2 separate regions of the Homo sapiens genome follow, and region 2 is linked to region 1. A link is an interaction called in ENCODE POLR2A ChIA-PET data of the cell type or tissue named here. Cell type or tissue: PC-9. All regions are shown on one strand. Each heading gives the region's core, and the rest is flanking DNA. Links, peaks and the distances in the headings are about the cores only.

Region 1 (6,048 bases), core at 1,049-6,048:
ATGAGAGTAGGAAGCTTCCTAGACCCGGGTTCCTGTACTGCGAGGTGGGGGCTCTTCCCTCTGGGGCTGTGCCTTCTCTCCAGGGTAAGGACCCTTTCTTGGTGTCACCTCCCCCAGGGATAAGGTTCTTGCCATCCTTGGTATTGGTATGGCTGCTTTTCTGGATTTGAGGTGTCCACGCCTCTGCATGTGTCCCCACCGTAAGGCTGAGGACCCCTCTCGGATGCAGGTGCCCCCGGCTAATGCTTCCAAAACCCCCTCTTGATTTGTCACTGTATGGGGTAAGGCATAGTTTCCTGGCTGTGTGGATGTAAGATACCTGAGTCTCAAGCGGGAGACTCCACTGTAGACCCTGTCCCTGGGACCAGAGACTTCTCTGGTGTAGACTTTCCAAGGTGGGAGATTCCAGCCCCCCACCCTTGGCATGGGGCATCTCAGTGGAGATGACTACCTCTACCCCAGGCCCTAACGCATCCTTCTTCTGGAGTCTCAGAGCCTCTGTGTGGCCACGTCAGCAGCCACCTGGGTTAAGGATCACCCTTCAACATCACTTCTCAGAGCTCCTTGCTGCAGAGGCGGAAGCTCTCCCAGATCAAAGGTGCCTCATGACAAAGACCACTCTGTGGGCACATGACGGCCCCCAAGGTTAAGGACCACCCGGTGTTAGTTTCCCAGGGCTGACCTCCTGCCCCTCCCTCCTCGAGTCTTTGTGTGGTGGTATCATCTTCCCTGAGATGAAGTCTGGGGGGCTCTTCTTTACTGGTTTTGGCTCTGATTTTAGCGTGTTGGCTCCTGTGAGGCTGGTGTCCTGCTCACCTCCCCCCACCCCGCCACCCGCCTTGTGGGTCCCTTCCCTGTGGGGATGTGTGTTCCTCTTGGGTAAGTCTCCTCCTGGGCCGAGGTTCCCAGATTCCTCAGTGCTCTTGGAGAGCCTTTGCTGCTGGAGCACAGGTTCTTCACGCCTGAGAGTGGACCTGCGATCACCACCTTCCTTGGAGGATCTTGGTGGATGCCCCCCTGACTACAGCAAATGGGGCTCTTTCTTCTCTGGCGGCGTCTCTGCTTCGAGACTCAGGCTCCAGCTTCCCTTCTCTCTGGTCCTTTGCTGGGGGGACCAGAGGTACAGATACCCTCATGATATAGGGATTTTCTTAGCGGGGAAGGTGTTGTCTCTACTGTGGCTAAGGCTCCAGCCTCTCTAGGGGACAAGTACCCTGGGCCTCTGGCACTTGCCCCTTCTCTGTGGAGGAGCTGCCTCCTCACTGGGTCTCAGCTGTAGCCGACTTCGATGTCACACTGTTCTGTCTGAAACATCACCTCCCTGGGTTAGCGCTCTTGTTCCCCTCCTCCTGGCTTGTGACCCCTCCAGGACTTCCTTCTCTTGCTGCCACAGTGTGGTCTCCTGTCTGTGGGTATTCTTCCTCTGCACTAGGATACCAGTCCTTTCCGTGTGGAGACACAGGGAGGGCGTCACCTGCCTAAGGTGTTGATTGCCTTGTTTAGGGGTGTAGACCATGAGACCTCTTCTCTCTCTGGGCTGGAGCACCTGCCCATGACCCTCTGTTGGGTTCTTGGGATGGAAAGAGGGAGTGTAAACTCTCGTTTCACATTCTTGTTCCCCCTATGCAGTAAGAGGCTTTTCTGTGTTGGGGTGTTGGACTTTGGTGAGGATCCCTGCACACCTGAGCTCTGGTGTCCAGGCCCTTGCCTTGTGTGAGCTCCCTGGGTCAAAGAGGCTTTCCCCTCCTCAGCCTGAATCCCCACTGTGGCACCTTCTCCTGGGTCCTTTTGTTGGTTGCTTTGCCTTCTTAGAGATTCCCCAGGTAGGGCGTGATAGCTGACCTGGGCGGGGGCTGCTGCGGCTTTCTTTAGGTTGGGCCTTTTACTGAGGAGATTTAAATTCCCTCAAGTGTAAGGTAGCACCCCTACCTATTATCACCCAGAATGGGTCCCTGCGGTGTTGGGAAAATTCTCCCTGGGGGTAAGGTACCAGCCCTGTCCTTTGTGGGCTTCTTGTTCTAAAGCATATCCGTCCCATATGGTTGCTGCTAGTCACATGTGGTGATTAGTAACTAGTTAAAAATGAAAAATTCAGTTCCTCCATTACACTTGCCACATTTCAGATGTTCAGTGGCCAACAGATATGCGCAAATAGAGTGTTTCCAGCATTGCAAAGTTCTGTTGGATAGCACTGTTTGCCAGATGTTCCCTTCTTTGTGGGTGAGGACTCTTTTGGTGTGACTTCCCTCTGTATTGAGGCTCTTGTTCCTCAGTATGGGGCTGTTTCTGTCTTTACAGTAAGTGACTACTCCAGGGTTCCCTGCCCTGCACACGTAGAGTGGGAGCGGCCCGTGGATCCCAGGGAACTGTGCTTTTCATTGTAGGCCCCCTCCCTGGAGGGGAAGAGGGCAATCTCCGCTGGTATCTCAGAAGTCTTCTTCTGAGGCATAAGCCTCTCTTCCCAGGGCTCCCCTGGTCTCGCTGTCAGGCCCTAAGGTATGTCTTCCCTTGGACTAAAGCTCCTTGGAACTCCCTTTTGACCTCAGTCTTCTCTGGGTTCCAGGTAACTTCCTTTAAAATAAAGACGCTCCTCTCTTGAAGTTTTGGGTTCCTGCCCTGATGGTCTATGTCTCCCTGACTCTAAATTACCAATCCACTTGCTATGGGATTCCTCCGTGAGTGCAGATCGGCTCCCTCACAGCTGCGGTACCTTTGCACCCTCTTATCTTAGTAAGATTTCTGTCTTCTCCCAGGTCTCTCTTGGGTACTGCCTTCTGCCCCCAAATCTCTAAGCCTTCTTGGTATTAGCTTCTTTGGGTTAGGAGTGTTATTTCCTTTTGGTTTAAGGATCCTGCTCTGGAATAAATGTCTTGGTGGTTTGAGTCCCTTCTACTTGGCATTCAGCCCTGTCTGCATGAGCGGGTTCAGCTCTTCACAGCTTTCGGCATCTCTGCTCGCCGTCGTTTTCCCCCACCCCCAATCTTTCTTCTCCTACCTACAGCTTACACACACACACACACACGCCCTTCTCTGTGAGCTGCCAGTTTCATTTGTCTCCTGACTTGTCTGAGGGATGACCTCTCCTAGCCACCTCTGCCCAGCCCCTCTGAGTAGGAAGTGTGATCTCCAGGGCTAATGCCTCCATCCCAGTCATCAGCTGTGTGCAGCATGACTGTCCTGCTCTGAAAAACCTTTTTGAGTGTATTCTGGGGAGAAGGTACTCCATGCTCTAGGAATTTTCCACTTCCTGAGTCAGAGGCACACAAAAAAGTATGTAACTTTTCTTGTTTCAACAAACTTATGGGGTCCCCTGTTGGCCAGACACTATGCTGGGCAGTCAAGCGAGCATCAGGAGAACTGGGGCTGGTCTCTTGTCAGATAGCAAATGCTTCTTCTCTTTACCAGTCCCACCTACCTCACTATGCTGACTAGGTCCATGTCTCTGGGTTTTTACCAGCCAGGGAATACGTGTTAATTCCTCTCCAATCTCTCCTAGCAGCGTCCGTCTCCAAGAGAGTATGAAGAGAGTGCGTCTGTAGGGCAGGGAAGATGGCGGACAAGCGCAAACTCCAAGGTACTAGACTGACTTCCTGCTGCACCTGTAGCCACATGCTCCCTCTTCTGAGGACTGCTCTTTAGATACCTGCCACCTGGGCAGGATTCTCACAGCCTTGTTCCTCCCTGGCCAGGTGAGATTGATCGCTGCCTCAAGAAGGTGTCCGAGGGCGTGGAGCAGTTTGAAGATATTTGGCAGAAGGTACAGGGGCTGAGACCCTAATAATCTGGGTCTTCAGAGAGGAGGGCACAGGAAGGCGGCTCAGGACCTCTGGGTGTTGACCAGCGGGAGGGGCTACATATGCAGATGCTGAGGACCTAAGAGAATCAGCTCTAAGATGGATTGGGGGTAGGGGTTGGGGGGGGTCCTCGAGTCCCTAGCATAAGGAAGAATCACTGGAGTGGGTACTGGGACATCCCCTCCCACACTGACTTCTCAATTCTCTCCATCCCTCAGCTCCACAATGCAGCCAACGCGAACCAGAAAGAAAAGTATGAGGCTGACCTAAAGAAGGAGATTAAGAAGCTACAAGTGAGGGGGCTGGGGGCCTGGACGCCTTTGTCCTGAGGGTAGAGGGAACTGGGAGAGTGGACTGCTGGGTCCCAGGGAGAAGGAGCTGTGGGCCCCAGTTCCTGGGTCCTGAGGTCTGACTTTCTTGCTTTTCCCATCTGCAGCGGCTGAGGGACCAAATCAAGACATGGGTAGCGTCCAACGAGATCAAGGACAAGAGGCAGCTTATAGACAACCGCAAGCTCATTGAGACGGTAGGAGCCCAGAGCCTGAGTCCCAGAGAGGTGGGAAGGTCACCAGATTCTTGAGATCCCAAGGGGCGGAGGCAGAGCGGCCAGACCCCAGAGGTCCTCAAGAGAAGTAAGGTTTCTGCACCTAAGGGAAGTGAAGAGGCAGCGGACTCAGAGCTCAGAAAGTAGGGTCACGAGGCTCAGGTCGGAGTGTCTGCTGGCCCTTAGTCAGCTCCTTTCCCACCTTTGAGAGCCCCCCTGCCAACTGCACTCTCTACAGCAAATGGAACGGTTCAAAGTTGTGGAACGAGAGACCAAAACCAAAGCTTACAGCAAAGAGGGCCTGGGCCTGGCCCAGAAGGTAGATCCTGCCCAGAAGGAGAAGGAAGAGGTTGGCCAGTGGCTCACGGTGAGTTGGGGTAGAGAAGAGGAGGTGAACTCTGAGGATCCTGAGCCCTGGGTGTAGGCGGAACCCTAGCTGATGGGCTTCCTCTTCCTCTCCCTCCCCTAGAATACCATCGACACGCTCAACATGCAGGTGGACCAGTTTGAGAGTGAAGTGGAGTCACTGTCAGTGCAGACACGCAAGAAGAAGGGCGACAAGGATGTGAGTGAGGGAGACCCGACACCTTTGGGATGGGGATGGGCATGGGAATGGGCTGGCCAGCAGGAGGCCAGTCATTTATGCTCCTGGGAGTTGGGGCCTGGATTCCTCAGGCGGACAGGGCCAACAGCCGGGATTAGGGATTTGAGAGACAGGATTGGGAGGGCTTAGCAGCTGCACGCGTGGGGCAGGAAGGAGGTCAGACAGAATCTCAGGGTCCCCTGGGTGTCTGGGTAGACCGTGGGGCCTTTGTGAAGAGGAGCGACTTGGGGGAAGGTGAGTGCAGGTTGAGCTTGGGCCACAGAGTAAAAGTGAGACCTGAAGGACACCCATGGCAAGAGGCCTCCTGGCACCCAGAGGGCCCTGGTCCTAGGGAGAGCACAGTGGGTAGAGACAAGGCAGAACATGGAGAAGGCAGAGAACCAGGCCTGAAGGAAGACAGGAGTCTGGGACAAAGCTGGATGTTGGGGTCCCAGGTTCTAAAATCCGGGATTGTGGGGTATGAGTTCAAAGGGATACAAACTGTACAGACTTGCTGAAACCAGAAAGACAGGGAGGGGAGAGCCGGGTCCTCAGGGAAGCTGTGGGTGGGAGAGGGTCAGGAAGTGGAAGATGACAGGGTTGGGTGTCAGACTCTGAGGGGTTTGGGAACCAGGGGCTTTCGGGGAGATGATGGGTCCTTGAACAGAGCAGAGATTTGGAACCAAGGCTAAGATGTTAAATCCTAAAGGGGCCTTGAGGGGAGGGCAGGAGCGAGGCTTAGGAATCTGGGCTCTCTCAGGGATAAATGGGTAGGGTTGGGGGCCTAGTGATGACAGATATCACAATTCTAAACAGCAAGCTCCTCACAAATGGGGGTTATCATTGTTACTGCTGGAGCAGGTCGGAGGGTATCTGTATGCCAGAGGCAGTCACAGTGGTGGGCGGGCTCAGTTGAGAAATCTGGGCTGTCAGGTGAGGTGCAGATGGAGGCCAAGTCGTGGGATGGCACAAGGACCTCTGGGTCTTTTAGAGGTTTCCAAGGACTCCTGGAGCCAGAAAGGTGTGGGGAGAGGAGGGAGCAGTGGGATCCCAAGATGTCAAGGCTAAGATTGGTCCCCACAGGGCTCAGAGGGTGGGTGGACCCCATACTGCCCCACCCCGAAGGG
Region 2 (6,191 bases), core at 565-5,564, 140 kb before region 1:
GCACTGTTGCATGCTGGGAGTAGGGTCTCCACACACTGTTGCATGCTGGGAGTAGGATCTCCACACACTGTTGCACGCTGGGAGGTGGGATCTCCAAGCCCTGTTGCATGCTTGGAGTTGAGGGGAAGCCCAAGGGCTATAGTAGGTTCAAAGATGGGAGAACCCCAACAACCGGGCTAAGGATTGGAGGGTGTCCAAACATTGTTTTAGATTTGGACCTGGGATTTCCAATCACTGTTGCATGCTAGGCATTAGAGAAAGCGCAAGGACTATAGAGGTCTCAAAAATTGGAGAGTTCTAAGCCCTGTTGTTGGCTGGGAATTGGAAGCTGTCCAAACGCTTTTCAAGGTTTGAACATGGAGTCCCCAAACACTGTTTCATGCTGAGATGTTTTAAGCACTATAGCGTGTTGAGAGGTCAGGGAAGCCCAGGGGCTATAGCAGGCTCAAAGGTGGAAGAGTTCCAAGCCCTATTGTTGGCTCAGAATTTGATGGTCTCTAAATGCTCTTTTAGATTTGAGACTTGAGGTCTGCAAGGACTGTTGCATTCTTGGAGCTGAAGGTCTAAATAAAATGCTGCATCTTGTGAAATGTAGCCCTCAGTAATAAACAACACTTCAGTTTATTGTACTTCCAGTTCAAATCCTTACAACAGCACTATTAGGCAGGGCTTACTATCCCCCATTTTATTTACTTATTTATTTTTGAGACAGAGTCTCCCTTTGTCTCCCAGGCTGGAGTGTAATGGCATGATCTCGGCTCACTGCAACCTCCGCCTGCTGGGTTCAAGTGATTCTTCTGCCTCAGTTTCCCAAGTAGCTGGGATTACAAGCAGGCACCACCACGCCTGGCTAATTTTTGTATTTTTCGGTAGAGACAGGGTTTCACCACATAAGCCAGGCTGGTCTCGAACTCCTGACGTCAAGTGATCTGCCTGTCTTGGCCTCCCAAAGTGCTGGGATTATAGGCATGAGCCACCACACACAGCTTCCCCCATTTTATAAATGAGGAAATTGAGGCTCAGAGAAGTCAGATGAATTACTCATGGGCACACAATCAATGATGGCATGATGGCAGAGGTGGGATTTTAAACTCGGTTTTCTTTCTTTCTTTTTTGAGATGGAGTCTCACTCTGTCGCCCAGGCTGGAGTGCAGTGGCACGATTTCAGCTCACTACAACCTCTGCCTCTAGGTTCCAGCCCAAGCTGTGCCCTGAATCACTGTGTGGCCTTGGGAAGGTTCCTTTTATTTTCTGGGCCTTGGTTTTCTTCTTGGATCAAATGTTTTCTTTTCTTTTCTTTCTTTTTTTTTTTTTGAGACAGAGTTTCGCTCTTGTTGCCCACGCTGGAGTGCAGTGGCACAATCTCAGCTCACTGCAACCTCCGCCTCTCAGGTTCAAGCAATTCTCCTGACTCAGCCTCCCAAGTAGCTAGGATTACAGGTGTGTGCCACCACGCCTGGCTAATTTTTGTATTTTTAGTAGAGACAGGGTTTCATCATGTTGACCAGGCTGGTCTCCAACTCCTGACCTCAAGTGATCCACCCACCTTGGCCTCCCAAAGTGCTGGGATTACAGGCGTGAGCCACCGCGCCCGGCCAAGACTTTCATAAAACACTTTTATATCAACACCTTCCTGTGCACCCCCAGGGGTAATGCAGGTGTGAGTTTAATAATAACGCCAGCACCAAATTCCTACCAAGCTACAAATTCCATGAAAACAGACATCATCTTTATCTTTTTCATCGTTCTGTCCTCAGGGATTTAGAGAGGGCCTCTCTGGGGAGGTGACATTGAAGATGTCAAAGTATGGATAGACAAGCTGGGAGAGTTTGCTGCATTGCAGATCTTGAAAGAAAGCCAGTGTGACAGGAGTGTGGAGAGAGACAGGGAGACTGGTGTAAAAGATGTCACTGCATTAATGTGACATTAATGTCACTGGTCCTGTGACATTAACAGGGAATCAAAAAGATCTGGGTTGGAGTCCCAACTTCTTAACAGCCATGTAATTGGGGCAAACCTTTTTCTATCTCTGAGCTTAAATCTCCTTATAGCCATGAACTCACTCATCCATGTATCTGTTAGTATTGTGTCCATCCTATCCATCCATCCATTTATCCTTCCGTTGATTGATCAGTTTCCTCCTTCTCTCCCCTTCCTTCCCCTCTCTCTCTTTCCCTATGTCTCTTTCTATCTCTCTCTTTTTTTTTTGTTTTTGAGACAGGGTCTCGCTCTCTCATCCAGGCTGGAGTACAGTGGTGCAATCTCATCTCACTGCAACTTCGACTTCCAAGGCTCAAGTGATTGTCCTCCCTACCTTTCAGCCTCCTGAGTAGCTGGGAATACAGGTGCATGCCGCCAAGCCCGGCTAATTTTCGGTTTTTTTGTTTTTTTTGTTTTTTTTTTTTTTGTAGAGATAGGGTTTCGCTGTGTTGCCCAGGCTGGTCTCCAACTCCTGAGCTCAAGTGATCCGCCCACCTCGGCCTCCCAAAAGTGCTGGGATTATAGGTATGAGCCACCAAGCCCGGCCCCTCTCTCTTTTCTTTCTTTTCCACCCTCTTTCCCTTCCTCTCTCCCTCCAATCATCTATTTCTCCTTTTTTTTTTTTTTACTTGTCCATTCATTTAACAAGTATTTCTTTAATATCCAGTGAGTCCCAGATGCTGTGCTAGGAGCCGCTGAGGACGCAACGATGAATAAAATAAAGATGATGTTTGTTCTCATGGAATTTGTAGCTTGCTAGGAATTTAGTGCTGGTGTTATTATTGAACTCACACCTGCATTACTCCTGGGGGTGCACAGGAAACTGTTGATATAAAAGTGTTTTATGAAAGTCTTGAGCACAAAAATGTTCCACAGATTGTACAACCAATTGAGAGTGAAGAAGGATTTGATGTTGTAATTACTGTGGTTAGATTGCGTGTCAGGGACTGGGGCAGGTTGGGATTTTGAGGTCTCCCTAAATAAAGGGTCGTGTTCAGGTTGTCTTGTTTCTCTCCTTATAATACATATATCAGCTGTTGTTCTAGTTTTAGAGGTATGAGACAGAGAAGTCTGCTGCCCTCGTGGATTTATAGTGCAGTGGGAGAGACAGAAATGAGATAAAGAGACATTAGTCATACAAATCAATATACATTCATAACTACCAACTGTGATGAATGCTATAGATAAAAAGTACAGAGTATGAGAAAAATGTATGACAGGAGACCCACTGTAGATTTAGGTGGCAGTGGTTAGTGAAGGCGTCCCTTTGAAACATGTACTTCATACAGAGATGTGAAGAATAAGGACATCTAAGACAGGCTCAGGGAGGGGGAGGCGGAAAATTATTCCAAGCAGCATAAAGGTCTTCAAGCCTGAACAAATCTGGTGCATTGAAAGTCCTGCTCCACGCTGCGAGAGTGTGGGAGGAGCAGCTTGAGAGGAGGCTGGAGAAGCCGCAGGAGCCAGACCCGCATGCCTTTTTATTTATTTTATTTATTTTTTATTTTTGAGACAGTTTTGCTCTGTCACCCAGGCTGGAGTGCAGCGGTGCGATCTCGGCTCACTGCAACCTCTGCCTCCCGGGTTCCAGCGATTCTCCTGCCACAGCCTCGGAAGTAGCTGGGATTACAGGTGCCTGCCACCACACCTGGCTAAGTTTTGTATTTTTAATAGAGACTGGGTTTCTCCATGTTGGCCAGGCTGGTCTCGAACTCCTGACCTCAGGTGATCCACCTGCCTTGGCCTCCGAAAGTGCTGGGATTACAGGCATGAGCCACCCTGCCTAGCCATCCACCAGCAAATTCTATTGGCACTGCTTCCAAAATGTGTTTTGAATGCAAACACTTCCCTCGGTTTCACTAATCCAAGCCACGGCTATATTTCCCCGAGGTAATTTCTATGGCCTCCTAACTCTTCTCTATGCTTCTCCTTTTAACCTCCTCAAGTCCATTCTCCACAGAGCAGCTAGAGTGATACTTCTATTTTTTTAATTTTAAATTTTTTAAGACAGGGTCTGGCTCTGTCGCCCAGGCTGATGTACAGTGGCACAATCACAGCTCACTGCAGCCTCAACCTCCTGGGCTCAAGCAATCCTCCCACCTCATCCTCGAGTAGCTGGGACCACAGGCACACGTCACCACTCTGGGCTAATTTTTAAAATTATTTGCAGAGATGAGGTCTCACTATGTTGCCCAGGCTAATCTTGAATTCCTGGACTCAAGCAGTCCTCTCGCTTCAGCCTCCCAAACTATTGGGATGACAGGCATGAGCCACCGCACCCGGCCAAGTGATACTTTTTTTTTTTTGAGACGGAGTTTCGCTCTTGTTGCCCAGGCTGGAGTGCAATGGCACGATCTCGACTCACTGAAACGTCTGACTCCTGGATTCAAGCGAGTCTCCTGCCTCAGCCTCCCGAGCTGGGATTACAGGCATGCGCCACCACGCCTGGTTAATTTTGTATTTTTGTGTGTGTGTGTGTGTGTGTGTGTGTGTGTGTGTGTGTGTGTGTGTGTGTGTGTGTTTAGTAGAGATGGGCTTTCTCCATGTTGGCCAGGCTGGCCTCGAACTCCTGATGACCTCAGGTGATCTGCCCGCCTCAGCCTCCCAAAGTGTTGGGATTACAGGTGTGAGCCACCACGCCTGGCCCCTAAGTGATACTTTTATATCATAAGTCGGATCACGGATTCTCCCCAGAATAAAAGCCACTTAAATTCCTACTGCTAGAATAACATGGTGGCAAGGCCTCGCGCGGGCTGACTCCCGGCGCCCTGCGACTCCCTCTCCTGCCACCTGCTCTCCCTGCTCCGGCCACGCCAGCCTCTGCTGTTCCCCAGACGCTCTAAGCTCATTCCTCCCGCAGCGTGTTTTCCCGGGCTGCCTCCTCGGCCTGGAGCGTTCTTCCGCCGGCGCTTCACGTGTCTCGTTTCCTCGCATTGTTTAAGTCTCTGGTCAAATGTCACCACCTCAGAGAGACCAGCACTGACCATCGTGTCTAAAGGGGACTCATTTGGTATCCAAGAAAATGTTAAAAATAAATAAATAAATAAATAAATAAAAGAGGGGGGCGCGGTGGCTCACGCCTGTAATCCCAACACTTTGGGAGGCCGAGGCAGGTGGCTCACAAGATCAGGAGTTGGAGACCAGCCTGACTACCATGGTGAAACCCTGACTCTACTAAAATACAAAAATCAGCCGGGCGTGGTGGCGGGCGCCTGTAATCCCAGCTAAGCAGGAGGCTGAGGCGGGAGAATCGCTTGAACCCGGGAGGTGGAGGTTGCAGTGAGCTGGGATCGCGCCACTGCACTCCAGCCTGGGCGACAGAGCGAGACTCCATCTCAAAAATAAATAAATAAATAAATAAATAAATAAATAAATAAATAATAATAAAAGAAAGAGCACGTGAGAGAAACTGGGCGCGGTGGCTCACGCCTGCAATCCCAGCACTTTGGGAGGGCGAGGTACGTGATCCCTTGAGCCCAGGAGTTCGAGACCAGCCTGGGCAACATAGTGAAACCCCATCTCTACCAAAAATACAAAAACTAGCTAGTCTCATAACCTGATCTCAAAAAAAAATAGATAAAAATTTAAAAATAAAATAAACTGGCCGGGCATGGTGGTTCATGCCTGTAATCCCAGCACTTTGGGAGGCTGAGGCGGGCAGATCTCAGGATTAGGAGTTCGAGACCAGCCTGGCCAACGTGGTGAAACCCCGTTTTTACTAAGATATAAAAAATTAGGCGGGCATGGTGGTGATGCCTGTAGTCCCAGCTACTAAGGAGGCTGAGGCAGGGGAATCACTTGAATTCAAGAGGTGGAGATTGCAGTGAGCCAAGATCGCGCCACTGCACTCCAGCCTGGGCAACAGAGTGAGACTCCCTCTTAAAATAAAATAAAATAAAATAAAATAAAATAAAATAAAATAAAATAAAATAAAATAAACCAGGCGCGGTGGCTCACTCCTGTTATCCCATAACTTTGGGAGCCGAGGCTGGCAGATCACTTAAGGCCAGGAGTTTGAGACCAACCTGACCAACATGGTGAAACCCTGTCTCTACTAAAAATACAAAAATTAGCTGGGCGTGGCGGCGGGTGCCTGTAATCCCAGCAACTCGGGAGGCTGAGGTGGGAGGATCATTTGAACCTGGGAGGTGGAGGTAGAAGTGAGCTGAGATCGCACCACTGCACTCCATCCTGGGTGACAGAGCAAGACT

What was found. Peaks named below come from ENCODE experiments on the same cell type or tissue, not always from the same donor. Only the 100,000 strongest peaks of a DNase experiment are listed, where the experiment ranks them.
Region 2: POLR2A ChIA-PET joins it to region 1 with 5 read pairs; 2 of 35 experiments call an interaction of 5 or more read pairs at or near these places.

Annotation. Positions count from the first base shown.
Region 1 is chr19:54,139,430-54,145,477 of GRCh38, forward strand. It overlaps CNOT3 (CCR4-NOT transcription complex subunit 3), which reads left to right. Exons shown (of 18, transcript NM_014516.4): 2 at 3,500-3,574; 3 at 3,690-3,757; 4 at 4,013-4,087; 5 at 4,231-4,320; 6 at 4,577-4,705; 7 at 4,808-4,903. The coding sequence starts at 3,550. Among named protein-coding and RNA genes, the nearest start is that of CNOT3, 4.7 kb to the left of the region's middle. In PC-9, for the core only: no CTCF peak of the experiment used is centred there; no DNase peak of the experiment used is centred there.
Region 2 is chr19:53,999,892-54,006,082 of GRCh38, forward strand. All of the region lies in intron 3 of CACNG6 (calcium voltage-gated channel auxiliary subunit gamma 6), which reads left to right. Among named protein-coding and RNA genes, the nearest start is that of CACNG6, 11 kb to the left of the region's middle. In PC-9, for the core only: no CTCF peak of the experiment used is centred there; DNase peaks (open chromatin) are centred at 2,770 and 3,080; H3K4me3 peaks cover 1,550 bases; H3K27ac peaks cover 3,554 bases.